Regions from separate parts of the Mus musculus genome. Here all the other regions are linked to region 2. A link is a loop called in an ENCODE intact Hi-C map of the cell type or tissue named here. Cell type or tissue: left cerebral cortex. All regions are shown on one strand.

Evidence for each region. A loop is a pair of places that touch in the nucleus more often than their neighbours do. Peaks named below come from ENCODE experiments on the same cell type or tissue, not always from the same donor. Only the 100,000 strongest peaks of a DNase experiment are listed, where the experiment ranks them.
Region 1: a loop joins it to region 2, with 4 times the contacts of the local background. A loop is called at or near these places in 17 of 42 quality-filtered maps.
Region 3: it touches region 2 in a loop (2.5-fold over the local background); 4 of 42 quality-filtered maps call a loop at or near these places.
Region 4: it touches region 2 in a loop (5-fold over the local background); 17 of 42 quality-filtered maps call a loop at or near these places.

What each region holds. Positions count from the first base shown.
Region 1 is chr2:168,689,618-168,693,617 of GRCm38, forward strand. It overlaps Atp9a (ATPase, class II, type 9A), which reads right to left. Exons shown (of 28, transcript NM_015731.3): 5 at 1,349-1,407. Among named protein-coding and RNA genes, the nearest start is that of Atp9a, 50 kb to the right of the region's middle. RefSeq lists an enhancer at 3,502-4,000. In left cerebral cortex, a CTCF peak has its summit at 2,290 (motif pointing right); a DNase peak (open chromatin) is centred at 2,288; H3K27ac peaks cover 30 bases.
Region 2 is chr2:168,740,788-168,744,787 of GRCm38, forward strand. Atp9a (ATPase, class II, type 9A) reads right to left here and starts at 1,013. Exons shown (of 28, transcript NM_015731.3): 1 at 895-1,013. The coding sequence starts at 962. In left cerebral cortex, CTCF peaks have their summits at 672, 2,114 (motif pointing left) and 3,828 (motif pointing left); DNase peaks (open chromatin) are centred at 87, 635, 1,479 and 2,081; H3K4me3 peaks cover 1,813 bases; H3K27ac peaks cover 1,357 bases.
Region 3 is chr2:168,868,821-168,872,820 of GRCm38, forward strand. No RefSeq gene overlaps it. Among named protein-coding and RNA genes, the nearest start is that of Gm25214, 11 kb to the right of the region's middle. In left cerebral cortex, a CTCF peak has its summit at 1,868 (motif pointing left); a DNase peak (open chromatin) is centred at 1,927.
Region 4 is chr2:168,684,118-168,688,117 of GRCm38, forward strand. Atp9a (ATPase, class II, type 9A) reads right to left here. Exons shown (of 28, transcript NM_015731.3): 7 at 3,224-3,318. Among named protein-coding and RNA genes, the nearest start is that of Mir7004, 45 kb to the left of the region's middle. In left cerebral cortex, CTCF peaks have their summits at 1,591 (motif pointing left) and 2,261; DNase peaks (open chromatin) are centred at 553, 740 and 1,081; H3K27ac peaks cover 1,221 bases.

The DNA of each region.
Region 1 (4,000 bases), 51 kb before region 2:
CTACTGCCTCTGCCCCCGCCTTCTCCTCGTGTGTGTATGGGGGGGGGGGGATATGTGTGGGTGTGTGCGCGTGCACATGCAAGTACACATATACATGTATTCATCTTTGGATGTGCACGCAAATACTTGCATGGAGAGACATTCTTGGGTTTCTATTGTTGTTTGTCTTTTATTTTGGGTTTTTGGAGATGTGATGTCACTGGCCTAAAACCTGTCATGGAGCCCCCCCCCCCCCCCAATCGGGGATCTACCTGCTTCTGCCTGCCCCCTGCCCCGTGCTGGGATCACAGGTGCCACCACACCCAGCTCTTTTCACACAAACTTGAGTCCTGGTTCATTCTCTGGTGGTGAGCACTTTAGGGACTAACCCATCGCCCTGTCCTCTTGTTTGGCTTGCGGCAGGATGCCAGGAAGGAAAGTTGTGAACAGTAACTAAGGCCAGGTGTGATGTATAGGCTTTTGATCCCTGCAGAGGCTGGCGGATCTCATTTCAGAAACAAATAGTAAAGAAATAGGAATGAATACAGGCAGGGGTGGGAGGGGGCAGCAGTAGCCTGTGTGGCTGTGCTGGGAAGGGATATGACCAGAGGGGCTCTGCCCCCAAGGACTCCAGGTTCTCTCAAGTTAACTTCACCATCGCCAAGAACCAGCACCATTCAATCCCCACAGAAACACGGTAAGACAGGTTCTTTTTTCTGACCAATTATAATCCCCAGACTTTCCAGACACCACCCCCAAACCTCTCACCTTCCAAATACAGACAGTAAACAGGTGTGCCAGTATCTGTTCAAGTGACAAGCATTAACCCAGACATTTAACAACTCTCCACAGTGTCCGCCCCTGCTCCCCATAAAACGGCTGGCAGACCCCGAGAGTCAGGGCGCTCAGGTCAATAGTTTGACAAAGGTGAGTTCAATAAATATTTTTAAGTGTCCATGTAGCAAGCTGTCTTGTAGAAAAGACATTATCATTAAGTGGGGGAGAGGGGTGACCCTCTCCAAAGAAACACACCAAGAAGAAAATCAAATGTAGATTCCGTTTATAATTATAAGCAGGGCTACTGGCTCCCCAGCTTATGGGTGCCTCAGGGGAATCTTTTTGTGTTTGTCTCAATGGGATGGAAGTTTTTCTTCCCAAGGCAGAGATGTCTGCTAGCATCCTGAAGAGTTTCTTCCCGGCAGTCCGGTCCACCAGATGCACAGAGCAAGGCAGGGCTCTACCCAGCATGGACCACTCCCCGTGCTCCAGCTTCCCATGCTCCCGCTCCCCGTGCTCCAGCTCCCCGTGCTCCAGCTCCCCGTGCTCCCGCTGACGCCCAGCCCCTGAGAAGTTTCTAGACTCAGCTCACCTTTTCCACAAGGATGAGGTCTCCCACCTGGATGTTTGAACTCTTCACCTTCACGGTCCCTGAAAGGCAACAGACCAACAAACACATCACTGTCTCGGACCATTTAGATTCTTCCAGGCAGCAAGGCGCACAAGCGCCCACATCCCGCCTCTGTCTCACTAGGAGGAAGCCTCCCTGGGCTGCAGTGGCCTCCCTGGGCTGCAGTGGCCTTGGGAGCCCAGTCTCCGCTTTAACAGCGCACCAGGAGAACTAAGGCTCTTCAGGAGAAGTGGGCTGCCCCTGCTGTAAGTTAGCATTTCTAAATCAACCAGTAATGGAGCTCAATTATCATTCACCAATAAGTTAAATTAATCATCACAATAAAATGCACAGGACTGGGGAGACAGCTCAGTGGGTAGAGTCCTTGCCACACAGACATGAGGACCTGAACTGCATCCCCAGAACCTACAGAAAAGTCTAAGAGAAAAGCCAGAGAGACATCTGCCACCTTTGAGGGAACAGGTGCTGATCCTCAAAGGTCAAGTTCACTCCCTAGCACTCTTTTGGGTTTTTTTTGCTCTGTGTAGCCCTGGCTGTCCTGGAACTCGCTTTGTAGACCAGGCTGGCCTCGACGTCAGAAATCCGCCTGCCTCAGCCTCCCGAGTGCTGGGATTAAAGGCAAGCGCCACCACGCCCAGCATGCCCTAGCACTCTTAAGTGGTGGTCATTCCAGCTCCAGGGGCATCTGGTGTCCTCTTTTGGACTCTTCCAGCACCTGCAAACCTACACCTCCCCCCCCCTCACACACACACACACACACACACACACACGAGGAGAAGGCGGGGGCAGAGGCAATAGAGAATTCCAGAGATGGAGAAATTACTCCTGTAATTTTCTTGGTACCCAGTGGAATTTGAAATGGAGAAATTAGCCTGACTTGCTTTCCTGCTCCACCAGGGGGCACCAACAACTCCAGGCAGGAAGGGTTAGAGCTCTGGAGGACTCCAGGCTCAGGGCTGGTTCCAGCACCAAAGCCTTGATGTTAGACAGATATCTGAAGCCCTGCCCCACCCTCGGCTCCAGTGAACTCCTCCTCAGGAGGTCCTCCCAACTTTACGAAACTTCACTTACAGTCTCTGGTTTTATTAGCAAATGTATGCCAAGGGCCTAACGTTAACGACCACACCCAGGTTCAGCTCTTTGCCAATGGTTAAGCCTAACTTACTGCTGAAGCCGCCACCCCTGGGCCTGTGTGTCTGTGAACTTGACAGAGAACAGGCTTTCAGGGGCTCGACAGGGATTCATTCTATCAACACTGAGATTTCTCTCTAAATCCTTCTCACTTTTTCTTTTTACAATAAGCATGAGGTAGGTTGCTTTTCCAACTAGAGACAAATATATTAAAATATATATATATATATATATATATATATACATACACACACACACACACACATATATAAAATAAACTAACTCAAAAACTTGAACTGCTAGGCCCACAGTCTTTTCCTTCCACGTGCAGCCCTGAGTTATGATCAGTTAGACTCCCTCAGGCCAGCCACTCTACCTCAGCACACCCTCTAACCCAGCATGTCTGCAGTCACTAGGTCTCCCAGCATGTTAATCCTCCACTGCAAGCAAGCCTGCTAGACCTGGCCCAGCCAGCAAGGTCTCCAGCAGACCAGAGGACCCCTACATGACCGGACACTTGTGTTGCTTAACCAGGGACTGTCACCGGGGGTGGTAGGGAGGATGAGCCATAGGTCAGCAGCTTCAAGAGAGACCAAGATAGGAGAGATGGCTCCTCAGTTAAGAAACCTGGCTGCTGCGGATTTCTGAGTTCGAGGCCAGCCTGGTCTACAAAGTGAGTTCCAGGATATCCAGGGCTACACAGAGAAACCCTGTCTCAAAAAACAAAACAAAACAAAACAAAACAAAACAAGAAACCTGGCTGCTCTTCCAGAAGACTAAGGGTTTATTCCCAGTACTCACATGGTAGCTCACAACCACCTGTTAACTCCAGTTTGAGGGGATCTGACACTGTTCTCTGGCATCCACGGCCACTGTGTACACATGGCGCACAGACACACATGCATGCAAAATACCCATACATGTAAATAAAAACATAAAAACTAAAGAAAGAGATCAAGAGAGCCCTAGACCCACACCTGTTACAGTAGTGATGGTGCCTTGCATTAAGTGTGTATGGCCCACCCCATACATGGTGGTGGTGGTGACGATGGGATGGGGGGGGGGTGTGCACACGTCTGTGGAGGCTGATGACAACTTTCAGGAGTTAGTTTCCTCCTTCCACTCTGAGTCCTGTGGAGAGGACTTAACCTGTCGAGTTTGGCGACAAGAGCCTGTATCCACTGAGGTGCCTCACCAGCCCTATTTCCTGAGGCGCTGGAGGACAGAGACGCAGTCTTCAGTGGCTGGTACCAACTCCCAAAGTGAAAGGCAATTTAGAACCCACAACTCCTAAGCGAGAATTAACCTCTGTCTTCCAGAAAGGAGGAAGAGAAGTGGAAAGAGCAGGAGGAGGAACAGAGAAGGGGGAGGGTGGGGACGGGGCACAGAAACGGGAGCAGGAAGCACCGGTGCAGCCAAGGCGAGAGCTGAAAATCCTTACTGGAGGGCCAGCAAGGTGGCTCAGTGAGTAAAGGGGTCTGC
Region 2 (4,000 bases):
GTCTAAAATGAGGTCAGGGGTGGGCTTCAAGTTCCCCAGGTAAACTCCTACACCTGCACACCTATTAGGCAGACCTTGTTTAAGTCAGGTTTTTCCTAAGAATCACCTGGCACAGTCCCTGCATTTAACAAGGAGACACGAATCAACCGCGGCACATTACAGTCTACTTATCTTACTAATTAAAGTGTTTATTGCAGGGGTTGGGGTAGGGTTCCACACAGAGCTCTGACGAAGTGTCTTCATAAAAACTTATATTCTGGGGGATGGGGGGGGGGCGTGTAGCTCAGTGGTAGAATGGTTAACAGGCTGGAGGACCGGGTTTGGTCCCTAGCACCATCAAACCCCAAAACAATTTAAAAAGCCAACAAACACCACCCGCAGGAAGTGTGGAGCAGGAAATGTGGGAACCGTGTTCCAGTACCTTCCCGCCCCCGCCCCCACCCCCAGGCTTTCCGTTTCCGTTTCCCACTCGGTAGAATTGAGTAGAGCCTCCGAACTGAGGCCTCGGGGAAGCCAGGCACAAAGAGCCCACAAGATGGCAGCTGGCATCTCTCCTTCCTACACTGATACCTGCTCAGCAGCCCCACCCAGCTCCGGCGTCCCACGGCCGAGCTACAGGGAACCGGAGAGACGGCGCCGCAGGCCCCGCCCAGCCGCAGCGCCTTACCTGCGCGGCCCTAGAAACGCACCTCCCAGGTCCCACCCCCAGGGGCTCCGATTGGCGGCTGGAGGCGCGGCCTGGGACTCTGCATTCTCTCCAGCTCGACCTCTGTCCCCAGGGGATCGAGCCTGCCCCCGCCCCCAGCCCCTGGCGGGGTCCCCCGCCTGCCAGGACGGACTCCCGGGGGCCGCGGCAGGTGTCCCCTCCTCCCTGCCCACGGCCCGGCCACTCACCCCGCGCGCGGCCTACTGTCCACCCGCTTCTTGTGGCGCACGGGCTGCAGCGGGATGCTGTCCGTCATGTCGCCGCCCGCCGCGCCCCCTGCGCTCCCCGCGGCCTCCGCGCCGCCCCGGGGCAGGGGGAGAAGGCGCCGGCAGCGGGCGGGCCGGGCCCGCAGCGCAGGGGCGAGGTCGCGAGCGCCGGGCCACGCGCGGAGCCGCCCGCGCGGCCCGACCGACGGACACGGCCGCACCATGGGCCCCGCTCCGCGCTGCGCCCACGCGCGCGCCCGCCCGCCGCCCGGGGCCGCCGCAGTGTCCCCGCCCGCGCCGCGCGCCCCCCACGCGCGCCTCCCCCCGGCCACGCGCCCCCCGCCGTGTCCGTGCGCGCGAGCGCGAGCGCGCGTCCCGCCGCACTCACCCCACCCCGGGCATTCTCTCCTGCTCGCTCCGAGCGGCGCGCACTCACCCCGCCCTGCTCACCCCACCTCCACGCCGCGGCCACTCGCGCGCACAGCCTGCCTCCTCTGCTGCAACCTGCGCCTCGCGCTGGGGTCCCCCGAGTTTCGGGCCGGGGTTGGGGGGAGAAGGTGGGCAGGTTTTCGGACCCCCACACACCCTGTGGCATCAATCCCACCCCTCTCTCCAGCTGCATTCCTAAATCATAATAACAGAGTCACAGCAGCCTTCACCCAGACACAGTGATCGCATGCAAAGGCTGTATCAGTCAGTCTGTCTCTCTCTATCTCAAAAAGGATATTGTGAAAATGAAAACACTCTGGGCGCCAGAGAACAGCTCAGCATTTAAAAAGCAGCCACCATTGCTTGACACACCTGCAGCTTCAGCCCCAAGGGGTCGGAGAGGGCACCTGCGCTGACGTGGCATACACCCACGCAGGCATATGCTACTTAAAAGAATAATGAAAACAAACCTTAAAACCAGCACATAGGAGCTGAGTTTGGTGGTGTATGCCTTTGATCTCAGCACTTGGGAGGTAGAGGCAGGCTGAGTTCAAGGCCAACCTGGTCTACAGAGCCTTGATGAGCCAGGGATATACAGAGAAACGATGTCTCTAAATAAATAATCAATCGACCAGCATATAGAGGGCTAGAGAGATGGTTCATTGGTTATGTTCACCAGCTGCACTTGTAGAGGACCTGGGTTCGATTTCCAGCACCCTTGTGCTAGCTGATCAATGTCGGTAGTCCAGCTCCAGGGGAAATGATGCCCTCTTGTGGCCATCGTTGGTATTGCATGCATATGATTCAAACATATGCAAAAAAAAAAAAAAAAAGTAAAATACACAAATCTTTTTTAAAATGAGTATGTATGTCAAGTCCCTCAAGATGTAACACCGTGTAACTACCATAAACGATGCTGAACTATGAGGGGCAGTTTCTGCTGATGTTTTCTGCCAGGGTCCCTATCTTTTATAGTATTTTCTCTATCGAGAAAGGATACCAAACAAATAACAAAAGTGACTGAGATTCCAAAGACATTCCCCAAGGAAGGAGGCATCAGAAGTATTTTTGAGGGAAAACACTATTCTTCTACCAGCTGAGCTGGCTGGCTTACTTCTTCCTCTTCATTTCTAAAATGGTGCAACAGGGCCAGGTCCTAGGTTTTGTCCGCAGCATCAAGACACACGTACACTCGCGCGCGCGCGCGCGCACACACACACACACACACACACACACACACCACCACCACCACCACCACAACCACACCATATGTGCCATGGCACACAGAGCTCAGTATGTGCATATAGGTAGACCCATTAGAGTAAGAGAGCAAATCCTACCTCCGGACCCACATCTGTCCCCAGCTCCTCACACAGGATCTCACTACATAGCCCTGACCTGGAACTCTAGACCAGGCTGGCTTCAAAGAAATCCACCTGCCTCTGCCACACTAGCGCTGGGATTAAAGGTGTGTACTACCATTCCCAGCCAGCCAAAGATAGACTTGTAGTTGAGTTTAGCTAGATCCTAAAGCTTTCAGCAAGTCCCAATAGCCCTCCCCACTAAATCCAAATAACTAAACCCATTTCACCAGCAAGGCACAGGAACTCCGAGCCGCCAGCACAGAACCACGGCATCATCAGGGAGCAGGGCTGGGCTCCACACTCAGTCATCCATCGGGATATGGGTCAGGTCACAGCAGAGCCACAGCTACCGGAACCCTTTGGAGCACCAAGCAAATGCTGCCCCACATACATTCAGGCACTCCCTTGGCTCCTATGGCTAATACCCTCTCTGGACCCAAAATGTAGCAAGAGCAACTGATCAGCCAGGACCCTGGAGGCTTCCAGCACCTTCCAGCTGTGAAACTCCTCCCGGCAGACCCCATGCTCTGCAGGGCTCCAGTTCCTTGTCTGTGACAGAGCTCAGATAGGCAGCGTTGGAAGGAACATTAGTCAGCCATGAGCAATAGCAGGGCTAGCATGCATGCCAGACGCACTGTATGGGCAAGGCTCCAGGGCAGCAGAATGTGCCTGTGTGTGACATAGTCTCCATAGGTAGCCCAGGCTAGCCAATTTTTCTGCCTCAGCCTCCTGAGTGCTGGAATTAAGTACAAGTCCCACCTAAAACAAACAAAGTTCTTTTTAAAAGGTTTCACTCTCATAAGCCACTCTCTGGAAGAGAGAGACACTTAAAGCCTCGGTATCCAATGAGTTAGAGGCTCTCCTGGGCTACAAGGGGAGTTCCAGGCTATTCTGAGCTACATGGCGAGAACCTGTCTCAAAAAAATAAAGGAAACCAGCCCCATCCGTTCAATGGGCTGGGTGTCTCTGACTCCTGGGTGTCTAGAAAGATCTTTGAGGGGCTGAGGAGATGGCTCAGCGGTTAAGAGCACTGACCGAAGGTCCTGAGTTCAAATCCCGGCAACCACATGGTGGCTCACAACCATCCGTAATGAGATCTGGCGCCCTCTTCTGGGGTGTCTGAAGACAGCTACAGTGTACTTACATATAATAAATTTAAAAATTAAAAAATTAATTAATTAAATGAGAAAGAACATTATTTTTTTTAAAAAAGCTATAAAAGAATAAAAAATGGAAAAATAAAATAAAATATCGTCCTGAGGAAAAGCCAAAAAAAAAAAAAGCTATAAAAGCCG
Region 3 (4,000 bases), 130 kb after region 2:
TCCACTTCCATGTCATGGCTGGCTGGGGTCCATCTGGGCACACTCACTATATATACATTAAATACATATAAAAAGAAAACAGATTTTATTTTTTTAAGTGTTCATTTTATTTCACAAGTATTCATGTTCGCGTGCATGTGTGTCTGGGCACCGCATTGGAGCCTGGTGCCATTGGAAGTCAGAAGATGGCATCAGATCTCCTGGAGTTACAGATGGTTGTAAGCCTACACCTGGGTTCTGGGAGCCAAGCCTGGATCCTCTGCCAGAGAGGCCAGTGCTCTTAACTGCTGAGCTGTCTCTCCAGCTCCGGAAAACACGCAATGCATTGAGAAGCGAAGGCAAGATCACAATTGCAAGTGGCTTTCTCCATGCAGCCCTGGCTGTCCTGGAACTCACTCTGTAGACCAGGCTGGCCTTGAACTCAGAAATCTGCCTACCTCTGCCCCCCAAGTGCTGGGATTAAAGACTGTGCCATGGCCCAGCTCTTGACATGTTCATTCAAGCACGTCCTGTATGTGTGTCCAGTACACTCCATCCCCTGCAGAGCAAGCTCTTTTCTGACTGAGTCACTTTCCCAGCTCTGCTTCCAATTGGTGGGTTTTTACCTGCACATGAGAGTGTTGGAGTCCCTGGAACTGGAGTTACATAGTTTGTGAGCTGCCATTTAAGTGCTGAGCTTGAACCCCGGTCCTTTGGGAGAACAACTACTCTTAACTGCTGAGCCATTTCTCCAGCACTGTTGTCTCTTGTTTTTAAAGATGGGATCTGAGGGCTGAGGACGGTTCCAGCACAGTTTAGAACATGAACTGCTTTTCCAGAGCACTGGAGTTAGAGTCCCAGCATCTACAACATGGCGGCTCCTGACGGATCTAACTGCAGGGGATCTGGCGCTCTCATCTAGTGTCATAGGCATGTATAGGGTGGACAGACACATGTGCAGACAAAACACACTCGCGTATAAAATAAAATAAGTAATAAATCTTTATAAAGAAGCCTCTTTAAAAAATATGTTTGGCGGGCTGGAGAGATGGCTCAGCGGTTAAGAGCACTGACTGCTCTTCCGGAGGTCATGAGTTCAAATCCCAGCAACCACAACCATCTGTAATGAGAAACAAACAAACAAACAACCTATGGGCCAAAGCGAGCAGGGCCGAAGCAAGAGGGAGAAAGGGAAGAGAAAAAATAAAACAAAATAGCCACATCCCAACACCCACCCCATATTCACACCCACTCACACATCTCCACACTCACCCCCAACACCCACACACAAATCCCTCCCTCCCTCCCTCCCCCTCACACACACAACTCTCTCAGAAACATACTGAGAAACGTCTCATGCCGGTTACAGCTCAGATCCTTCTGAAACTACAACTCCATGAGGCTGGTGTCCCTGAAGTTAGCACTATCTGGTCCCCTGGTCACAAGCTGAGAGCCGGTAAAGGCCATCTTTCTCTACACCATCACATGTGTGGGTCTCTACTTCTAACCGACTCTGGGACCTGGGGATCCCCTCTGACCCCTAAGGGGCCTCTCTAATGCAGTCAGGAAAACATGAGAGCCCGAGTCAACTCTGAAATCAAAGGCTGGACAAACCCTGGGTGAATTAGAAGTGTTAGAAAGAAGCCACCTCTATTCCCTGCTTCCATAGTTGCTCGAGTTTACAGTGAAGCCAAGACGTTTGCAACTGAGGAATAGAGATGGAGAGGCGGGGCTGGGGCAGAAACCAGGAGGCAGGTGCTGATGCAGAGGATACTTACTGCTTATTGGCTTGCTCATTCAGGACCACCTGCCCAGGGATGGCTCCCCCACCAAGTGGGCTGTGCTCTCCCAAACAATCCTGTATCAAGTAAATGCACCAGGGGCTCCCCCTACAGGCCAATCTGGTAGGGGCATTTTTCTCAGTTGAGTTTCCCTTTTCCCAAATAGCTCCAGCTTGGGTCAGGTTGATAGAAAACTGGACACCACCGTTGATGAGCTCTAGGCTTAGTAGAAGACCACATCTCAAAACCACAAGGTGGATGGCCAGACATGGCGGTGTACACCTGTGATCCCAGCACTCGGGAGGCTGAGGGAGGCAGGTCTCTGTGAGCCTGAGGCCAGCCTGGTCTCCAGGATTAATTACATAGTGAGAGCCTGTAATAATATCACGGAGAAGCGGCTGAGGGAAGATGACACCTCGCATTGTCCTCTGGCCTATGCATGCACATACTGTCCCCTGACCCTCCTCTGTGCCGTTTGCACTCACAGCCTCCGATGCTGAACGGAAACCTTTCCTTTTTACCAGAAAAGGCTTTAAATAAATACTGCATTATATATGTAGGTGTGTGTGTACACATGTATATGTATATAATAGATACATATAAATGTGGGTGTGCACTCACGTGCATGTGCAAACACACACACCTTCAGATGCTGAACAAAGCTGGAACCCTTTTCTTTTTACCAGACAAGGTTTTAAGTAAATACTGCATTATATATATGCATACATATATACATACATACATACAAACGTGTGTGTGTGTGTGTGTGTGTGTCTATTCCTCTCATGCAGGCCTGGTGCTCACAGAGGCCAGAAGAGCACAGCAGATCCCCTAGAACTAGAGTCACAAGTGCTTCCGAGCCATCATGTGGGGACTGCGACTCAAAACCGGGGTCCCCCACAAAAGCAGCGAGTAGCCCAATGAGCCAGCTCTCCAGCTGTGAAATATTTTTATATCAAAATTTAGTGTGTGTGTCTGTGTGTGTGTGTGCGCGCGCGCACGTGCACCAGAGGACAACTTTCAGGAGTTAGGTCTCTTTTCCACCTTGTGGGTCCTGGGATTCGAACTTGGATCATCAAGTTTGGCATCAGGCTCTTTTATTTACAGAGTTATATCTCAGCCCCTTTTCTTATTATTTTTACATTTTGCCCACCGGCCTCCGCTAGAAGGAGGAAAGGATGAGGTTTTGATTTGCGTAAGAACGGTGCTTGCCTCGAGCGCCACAAAAGATCATGGGTGGAACCAGAGGAGGGAGAAAAATAATCAGCCATCCTTTTCTTGATGGCTATTTTAAATATTTAGCTGAAATTGTCTGCATCTGTGTGTCAGCTGTTTTCTCTGCAAACAGCCCTAACCCCCGTGCTCACACACAATACGGGGAGGCGGGCCCCAGCTGCGGGGGCCCCCTCTTGTGTTTTCAATTTAAAGCTTCACGTAGACCGGTCACACAAACACGGATAGAAATACGCAACTTGTGAATTGAGAAAGCAGTAGTTTTGACTCATAAAATCCTTTGATAGTTTAGCCATCTGGTCAGAGTGAAGCTGCGCATAAAAGAGGTCCAAGTAAGGTCAAAGGGCACCCTCTGAGGGTCAAGGGGCCCGGGCAGAGTTTGCTCCAGTGGACTGGGCTAAAAGGATGCCTGACAAATTATTGCGCATTCCATAGCTTTTTGCGTAAGTATTTGATTACAGTGGGCAGGAATGTTGTTGATATTTCTAACCTGAGCGGGGGAGGAGAGGGAGGCAGGGCTGTGTCACCGATGCTTTCTTCCCATCTTTGGCTTTCCCGGCCACTGCCAGGCTTTTTGGCCATGCCTCGGGCCCTATCCCAGGGCACTTGTCCCTGATCGAGAGAGCACCCTCTCCCTTGGGAGAGAAGGAAGCTCATAGCTTTGCCTGGAGTGTTCCAAAAATCCCCGCTGCTGTCTTTCTGGTCCATAGGTAGTAAAACAGGCAACATCGCGGTTGTTTCCGGCGTGAATGGCAACAGAGCCACGCATATTTATGGTTGTGTTTCTCAGAGGGGGTCTCAGGCAGATGGGGATTTAAGATGATTTAGCGTCTTTTTTTTTTTTTTTTTTTTGCTTGAGCCAGAACTCTGGAGGGAGCCACTCGATTTTTTATAGGGTCTTGGGGGCTGGCGAGATGGTAAGGGCGGGTAAGAGCACTCACTGACTGCTCTTCCGAAGTTTCTGAGTGTAAATCCCAGCAACCACATGGTGGCTCACAACCACCCGT
Region 4 (4,000 bases), 57 kb before region 2:
GAGGACAGTAAACAGCTCCTGCGTGTGAGGCCCTGAGAAGGACTTGGGAGCCTCACATCTGTTATGATGGCGATCAAAACCAGACAGACTGGGCTGGAGAGATGGCTTAGCAGTTAAGAGCTCAAACTGCTCTTCCAAAGGTCATGAGTTCAAATCCCAGCAACCACATGGCAGCTCACAACCATTGGTAATGAGATCATTTATAATAATAAATAATCCTTGGGCCGGAGCGAGCAGGGACTTAGCGAGCAGAGTTGACCATAGCAGAGGGGTTTACCAGAGCGAGCAGAGGTCCTAAATTCAATTCCCAGCAACCACATGAAGGCTCACAACCATCTGTACAGCTACAGTGTACTCATTTAAAAAACCAAACAAACAAACAAACAAAAAAAAACCAGGCAGACAGAAAATACCAAGTGCTGGCAAGGACACAGAGAGACAGCATAGCCTGTGTGGGGGCAGAAAACAGTAACTGGAAGGGTCTGGTAGCTAGTGAAGGCGTTGGCTGCCCCTCAGTCCCTCAAGCAGGCTGCGCCACCCAGGGGGCACTGCGGATCCCAGCACTGATAAGAGGACGCCTGGAGATTTCCTTGTACCTGAGCTGGGGAAAGTCAGAGCAGCAGGGAAGGAATGTCCTACCTCCATAAACCATCACCCATGGGTCCTAAGGCACACATCCCAGAGCACTGAGAAAGATCTGGAAAGCTCAGCGCCACTCTCACGGCATCCCCTCTGGAGAGAAGACGGGCATCTCTGGGAGAGGCTAGGGAACAGGGCTGCTCTCTGTCCCCCACAGCTTTCCACCCACACAGTTCCACTGTTTTTAAATCAGGAATAGACTAAGGAGTACAGGGAGAGCTGCCCTGCTAGATCTTGAACCCAATTCCCTCACTCTTAAAAGAGCAAAAACAAAACAAAACACTAGACCACTGCTCCTCTCAATTCCCCAGGCCCAAAAAGGCAATTAGTGTCTCCTGACACCAGAGCCAACAGTATCTTATCTATTTTTAATGTCCCCAGTGCAGGCCTGGGACAGACAAAGGACAAAGTAAGCATCTATTAAACCAGGAGGCGCTTCCAATTTGAGGCTGCAGAACACTCTGCCATTTTTGCTTCCGACTCTGGCACCAAAACCTCCCACCACTCTGAGGATCGGGTTCCTTTCTGTGGGCCCATAAGATAAGAACAGAGTCCCATCCCTAGATCAACCCTCCCTCTCGTAGGCAGGGAGGCTCCCCGGGCTCTTAGAGCACTAGAAACTCATTCTGGAGTTTCTCATTTAAAATGAACCAAGTAGGAGCTGGTGAGATGGCTCTGTGGTTAAGAGCACTGCCTGCTCTTCCAGAGGTCCTGAGTTCAAATCCTAACAACCACATGGTGGCTCACAACCATTTGTAATGAAATTCAATGCCCTTTTCTGGTGTGTGTCTGAAGACAGCAACAATGTACTCATATTCTTTTTTTAAAATAGTAATAAATTGGGGCTGGTGAGATGGCTCAGTGGGAAAGAGCACCCGACTGCTCTTCCAAAGGTCCGGAGTTCAAATCCCAGCAACCACATGGCGGCTCACAACCATCTGTAACGAGATCTGACGCCCTCTTCTGGTGTGTCTGAAAACAGCTACAGTGTACTTACATATAATAAATAAATAAATCTTAAAAAAAAATAGTAATAATTTACTATTTTTAATCTGGCCTAGTCAGCCATCACTGGAAAGAGAGCCCCTTTGGACTTGCAAACTTTATATGCCCCAGTACAGGGGAACGCCAGGGCCAAAAAGGGGGAGTGGGTGGGTAGCGTATTGGGGGGTGGGTATGGGGGACTTTTGGGATAGCACTGGAAATGTAAACGAGGAAAATACCTAATTTAAAAAAAAAAAGTTTTAATCGTCTGCTATGCCAAACCTCTACACGGGGGCTGCGCTCCGTGGCCACCTAGTTCTATGTCCTAGGGCACAGCAGGGCACAGACTGGTCGGTGGCTGCTGGCAGAATCCTGCCTGGAAGTGGGTCAGGAGGGAATGGCAGGCAAGGGCGATCAGGAAATGTGACATGTGGCTCTGTGGTAACAAAATCACCTGGCACATGTATGTATGTGCAAGGTTCTGCGTTCAATCCCCAGAGCAAACAAAAGAAAAAGAGGGGAGGGGGGAAATACTAGGTAAAACCAAAATCAATACAGGCACCCACAGACTAGAGAGACACTTGCGCACAGGGCCTGTGTGATGGACCTGCCGCCCATCCGAGGCAGCCACAAGGGGGCCAGCGGTCAGGAGGGCTGCCGCTGAGGTCAGAGTAGAGACAGGGCGTGGGGCTGAGGGCAAGGGCAAGGCCTGCTGCTGTCTTGGCCAGTGTCCTGTTGCTGTGAAGAGACACCATGACCAAGGCAGCGCTTATAAAATGAAAGCATTTACAGTTTCAAAAGGCGAGTCTATTATTATCAAGGCGCGTCTATTATCATCATGCTAAGGACACGGTGGCACACGCGTGTGACGTGTGACGGTGACAGTGACGGAGAGGCAGCTGAGAGTTACACCCCAGTCCACAAAGGCTGGGAGAGAGACTGGGCTTCTCCAACAAGGCCGTGCCACTCCAACAAGGCCACACCTCCTCCTAATCCTTCTCAAGTAGTGACACCCCCATCCCTGCGACTAACCAATCAAACACAGGAGCTTATTAGGGGCCATTCTTACTCAAACCACTACCCCTGCAGGACGCACTCTGCATGTTGAGCAGCCTCAAGATAAGCAGTTCTCAACCTGTGGCTCATGACCCTTTTGGGGGTTGTGTATCAGATATCCTGAATCTCAGATATTTAAATTATGACTCATAACAGCAGCAAAATTACAGTTATGAAATAGCAACGAAATAATCTTATGGCTTGGGGGGGGGGTGTCACCACAACATGAGGAACTGTGTTAAAGGTCGAAACATTAGGAAGGCTGAGAACCACTGATACAGACACTCAGCAAAAGGAAAGACCTTTCCTTACTACCCAGCAAACAGGCAAGGTCACTCTCAGAAGCGTTGCCCCTCATGTGGGCTGGGGCTGCTTTAGGTACTGCCAGGTAAGTGCAATCAACACGGGCTCCAGGGTCTCCAGTTCCCCACCAGCCCCACTTCGCATGCTCCCCCCGCCCCTACTACCCCCGAGTACATCTGGGTGTGAGAACCAGGCTGTGGTCTAGTGGCCAGCATACGGTTCTTTGAGAAAAGAGACTCACAGCAGCCGTGGGAAGCCTCTGTGTGCAGGCCACCGGGAGCCGAAGCTTCCAGTCTGTCTCTCCATCCAGCTGATCCGTGCGCAAGAAGCAAGAGCCTGCGGAGAGATTGGGCACTGTCTGATGTCTGCAGCTCAAGCATGAAGCTTGGCTTCCCTCAGTGGCTCTGGGCAGTGCCCGCTGTTGTCCTTGAAGAGACGGCCCACCAATGGCTAGCGGCTCACAGAGAAAATAAATCTCTACTTCCCACCCCTTCCACGAGGTCTGTTCAAATCCTTCCAACCACTCACTCACTGTAGGATAGGGTTAGGCCCTTGACTTTGCTGAGCCATCATCAGCCTTTCTACGTTACAAAAAAGGAGACGTGCAGCCTGTTGTAACTGTCCAGCGGGGTGATGGGACAGTGGCCAACACAGGACGGTCACTCTGTGACCATTTCCAGGCAGGGGTACAGGAGCTTCCAGGCCCCTTCTCAGAACCATTTGGATTTCAATGCAACGTTTGTCTGACTGGCTTTGTATCTCAGAGCCCCGGGGTCGGGGTGGAGGACTGGAACCTGTAAGAACCTCCAGGACTCTTACAGGGGCTAAAAAGCTGAGCTATAGACTCAGGACATGCCAGGGCCTGCTCTTGCTGCAGAGTGACCCCAATAACACAGAACTCCCAAACCCACAATGCTTCAAAATCCAACGTGATTGGCTGATGACTGATTTAGACAGTCTCTAATATCCCAGAGTGGCCTTGAACTTCTGACCCTCCCGCCTGCTCTTCCTGAGGGCT